Regions from separate parts of the Homo sapiens genome. Here region 2 is linked to region 1. The links are chromatin loops, found by intact Hi-C in ENCODE. Cell type or tissue: CD4-positive, alpha-beta T cell. All regions are shown on one strand.

Region 1 (2,500 bases):
ACCCACAGAATGGGAGACAATATTTGTAAATCATTAATCTGATAAAGGACTTTAACCACAATATATAAAGAACAATTAAAAATCAGTAACATGGGGCTGGGCGTGGTGGCTCACGCCTGTAATCCCAGCACTTTGGGAGGCCGAGGTGGGCAAATCACGAGGTCAAGAGTTCAAGACCAGCCTGGCCAACATGGTGAAACCCTGTCTCTACTAAAAATACAAAAAATTAGCTGGGCATAGTAGTGGGCACCTGTAATCCCAGCTACTCAGGAGGCTGAGGCAGGAGAATCGCTTGAACCTAGGAGGCAGAGGTTGCAGTGAGCTGAGATCGAGCCACTGTACTCCAGCCCGGGTGACAGAGTGACACTCCGTGTCAAAAAAAAAAAAATTTATTAACATGGGCTGGCGCGATGGCTCATGCCTGTAATCCCAGCACTTTGGGAGGCCAAGGCAGGTGGATCACGAGTTCAGGAGTTCGAGACCTGCCTGGCCAACATGGTGAAGCCCCGTCTCTACTAAAAATACAAAAAATTAGCTGGGCGTGGTCGTGGGCACCTGTAATCCTAGCTACTCGGGAGGCTGAGGCAGAAGAATTGCTTGAACCCGGAAGGTGGACATTGCAGTGGGCCGAGATCGTGGCACTCTGCACTCCAGCCTGAGCGACAAAGCGAGACCCAGTCTCAAACAAACAAACAAACAAACAAAAACCAAAAAAACCAAAAAACAATCAGTAACAAGATGACAACTCAATTAAAAAAATAGGCAAAATATTTGAAAGACATTTTACAAAAGAAGATATATGGATAGTCAACAAGCACATGAAAAGATGCTTCATATCGTCAGTCATCAGGAAAATGCAAATGAAAGCTGTAATAAGATACCACTTAAAATCCAGCTGAATGACTACAATGAATAAGACAGATCATAAGGAGTGTTGGTGAGGATGTGGACAAATTGGAACCCTCATACACTCTGGTGGAAATGTAAAATGGGAAATTCACCTTGGAAAGCAGTTGTGCAACACCTTGAAAAGTTACACCCAGAGTTACCATATGACAGTAATTCCACTCGTAGATATACACCCAAGAAAACTGAAAACACACGTTCATACAAAAACTTGTACCCATCTTCATAGCAGCATTATTCATAATGCTAAATACTGTACTGTATTTACTGTAATACAATTACAATTAGTACAATTAAACACTATATTTAAATACTAGAAGAAATCCAAATGTCTGTTAATTGGTACTGTTAAATAAAATGTGGATTATTACTTAGCAATAAAAAGGAATGAAGTAATGAGACATACTACAACATGGATGAACCTCAAAAACATTATGCTAAGTAAAAGAAACTAGATGCAAAGGATCGCATAATGTGTAATTCCACTTACATGCCCAGAAAAGGTAAATTTATAGACAGAAAGTTTTTTAGTGATTGGGGCTGGGGATAGGAAACCAGGACTTGCCTGCAAATGGGCACAAAGTATTTTTTTAGGATGATGAAAATTTTCTAAATTTTCTAGGATGATGAAAATTTTCTAAATTTTCTAGGATGATGAAAATTTTCTAAATTTTCTAGGATGATGAAAATTTTCTAAAATTGGAATGTGGTGATGGTTGTGATTTTCTAAAACAATCATTGAGTTATATCCTTAAGACAAATGAACTTTATAATATATAAATTATACTTCATTAAAGCTGTTAAAAATAGCTATGAAACCACAACGCAGTTTTATGTGTAATTCTGGTTTTTATACATATTATGACAAGACTTTTATAAAGACGGGGCAACCATGACTCCCCAAGACAGTGTGGCAGCGGTCCCCAAAAATCTTAAAGAAGTAAACTCAATGCTTTCGAAGACTACAAAGAAGTGCATCAAAATTTATATTATTCAACAATGATAAGGTAAATGTATTCGGGTAAGAAGCATGGTTACTAACCTGTGTGCCAGTATTTACACAGCATGGGGCCCCTTAGCTTCTGGTCTCTGCTCTGGTCTAGCCATCTTAAATTCCACTGTCAGTTTTATTGTCTTCAAATATTACTTTCATAAGGGGTGCCTCCTGTTCCAAACACAGGACCCAAACCCCTGATTTTGGGAATTCCGGCTCTTTATATTTCTCATGCTGCTTTTTAAAATTTGTAACCAAAGTTTCCAAATGAACCTTCTGCCGCAGTCAGAACCAACTCTTCCTCAGGCTGCATGTATTTGCTAACAACTCACTCACTAGTAGGGATGCCACTTCCCTTATTTTTCTCTCTGAAATTCTGCCCATTGCTCAGGCCCAAATTGAGTCTTACCCATACTGTGAAGCCTTCTCTGAATAATTCATCTCACATTGAGCTGAGCTCCTGAAGCACCTGTGCTCTACAACAGTCATCCGGGCATTAAGAACTGTTCAGAAGTTTTAGTTTAAATGTTCTGAGCCTCATTTGTCCCTGCTCTTGAGGGGCTGGATTTTATTACTTTATATTCCCCTATATGGATTAAC
Region 2 (2,500 bases), 1.3 Mb after region 1:
CACTCCAGCCTGGGCGAAAAGAGCAAAACTCTGTCTCAAAAAATAAAATAGGAAAAAAAATAATAATAGTTTCCCTTGTGTGCTGTATTCTCTCAAAGGTTTTAAATGGTTGCACGCAGCCATCTCTAGAATGTCAAATGGTCTCTCTTCAACTGGAATGACAAGAGCTGAAAGAAATGTGTGAACATGAGGACACCATAACCTATGAATCATGCACTGACACCAGAAACCCAAAATGAAGGTAACTGAGAGTTGTGCTAAGGCCCTAAGTTTTGGTCACACTCTCACCTAAGTGAGAACGTGACCAAAAAGGGAGAATTTTTTAAAATAAAATTATGGAAGGCCATTGTTTTGGACTGAACTCATGCACTAGGCCCCAACAGACCAAACCAAACCAAACCAAAATGGAGTTGCTTGCATTAAGACGTTAAGGAAACACATAGATCCTAGAACAGACTAGGTTTTGTTTTTTTTCCGCAAATCTCTAGAAAACATTCCTGGCAGCATAGGTATCCACTCCCTGAAGTTCCCATTAAATCTTTTAACCAAATTCATTTCCTCTCGCCTAGAAACCATCAAGCTTCAGATGATCATGCAACAAAGGTTCCAGCCACTACCCCTGGCCATCAAGGAGCTACCCTGCCTCCACTAGACAGAGAGGGGCGAGAGTTCCATGATTCCCAATAGGTAGGGACTGTGCCCCAAGCCAGCATGAAGCAGTTACAGAAGATAGACCATTGGTCCCTCTGCTTCCATAAAGATTTATGGGGATCACATCTTTCTGGGGGGAAATGAGACAGAATAGGGTCTGGAGGCAGGGACATAGGCTAATTCACGCTGACTTCCTAGAACTAAATCAAATGGAAACACTTCATCTATGAAACATCCTCTCCATTTACATAGGGTGTACACTAAGTAAGTGACTTTACTTCACCCTCTTCATTTACATAGGGCATACACCAAGTAATCAATGGAAACCTCTAGAGGGTATGTAAACCTCAGAAAATTCTGTAACGGGGCTCTTGAGCCCCTATGCTTGGCCCACTCCCACCCTGTGGGGTGTACTTTCATTTTCAATAAATCTCTGCTTTTGTTGCTTCATTCTTTCTTTGCTTTGTTTGTATGTTTTGTGTGTCTTCCCTTGCTTCGTTTGTGCTTTCTTTGTTCAAGACGCCAAGAACCTGGACACCCATCAACTGATAACACTTTTGGATTTTTACGGAGGCTTCTTTACTTAGGCATGGTTGATTAAATCACTGGCCCTTGGTGATAGACTCAACCTTGAGTCCCTCTCCCCTTCCTGAGACTGGGGGTAGGGCTGAAAGTTCCAACTCTGAGCATAGGGCTGATTCCCTCCCTGCAGTGAGCACTCCATCCTGTAGCCATCTAGGTGGTCCAAAAAAATCACCTCATTAACATAACCTGGGGTGTGTGAAAAGTGTTTATTATAAATAACAAAACACTGCCTTTTACCTTTAGTGCTCTGAAGCTGTCTTGAGCTGCTTCAGGAACCCAGGACAAAAGGCCATATATATACTTTAACAAAAGATCAACTTATTGTTCTAGTCCCATAGGAAGTAATAGGCTTAAAGGAGATGGGCCTGTAATCTTAGATGGAAATCAAAAAATATTCATCTTAGTAATACAGGTCACAAATGCCAAGGGGCCAGGCAGCTAATGAATGAATGACGACAATAGGTGCTAGGCTGTTTTATTGTGATCAAGTATAAACTCCTCTTAATTACACTGTCTTTAAAATAAATGTCCGTGGGTAGCCCATTGGAATTGAAAACTGTAGTTTGTATGTGTTTTTTAAAGCAATTGTGGTATTAAAGGAAAGGACAAATCCTTAAGAAAACAAACTAGGGGATTTAACTGACCACAATTTTTTCTGAAGTGGATGCTCTGAGGTTTGCACATCTCATTCTGCATTATCATGCTGGCCTGGGGGAATGTGTACTCTTCAGACAACAAGCTTTTAAGAGACACCAACAAACCCAAGTGTCTGACGGAGGGTGCACAGGATGCTGACAGGCTCTGAGGCCATCTATATGATAAATGAACGATTTCTCTAGCCTGGAAACAAACAATTGGGGCAGTCTTACTAGGTAAGTGAAGGAGCAGTGATTCTCTTAGTGTTTTCTCTTGGCAGAGGAGCTGAAATCCCACACCAAGTGGCCTAAGGGTTACCCATATTAAGTATAAAATCTATCTGAAGCCTCTGTTTATTTTTTAAGTTCTGTAAACTATTTGAATTTTGCATTATATGCCTAATAAAACCATGTGTTTATTAATATAAAATAACATACTTCCCACCCATCTTCACATAAAATTGCTGTGTTAGGAATACGAATCGTTAAACTTTATTGAGTACCTACTATGTACCAGATACTGCTCTAAGTGAGTTTTACAACTTTATGGGGGGGGGGGGTGCTTAATTATCATACCCATTTTACAGATAAGAAAACTAAGAGAGATGTTATGTCACAGAGCTTCAGGG

What was found. Peaks named below come from ENCODE experiments on the same cell type or tissue, not always from the same donor. Only the 100,000 strongest peaks of a DNase experiment are listed, where the experiment ranks them.
Region 2: a loop joins it to region 1, with 6 times the contacts of the local background. A loop is called at or near these places in 8 of 110 quality-filtered maps.

The regions. Positions count from the first base shown.
Region 1 is chr15:99,246,240-99,248,739 of GRCh38, forward strand. All of the region lies in intron 1 of TTC23 (tetratricopeptide repeat domain 23), which reads right to left. Among named protein-coding and RNA genes, the nearest start is that of TTC23, 2.1 kb to the right of the region's middle. In CD4-positive, alpha-beta T cell, no CTCF peak of the experiment used is centred here; no DNase peak of the experiment used is centred here.
Region 2 is chr15:100,591,141-100,593,640 of GRCh38, forward strand. All of the region lies in intron 1 of LINS1 (lines homolog 1), which reads right to left. Among named protein-coding and RNA genes, the nearest start is that of LINS1, 9.8 kb to the right of the region's middle. In CD4-positive, alpha-beta T cell, no CTCF peak of the experiment used is centred here; no DNase peak of the experiment used is centred here.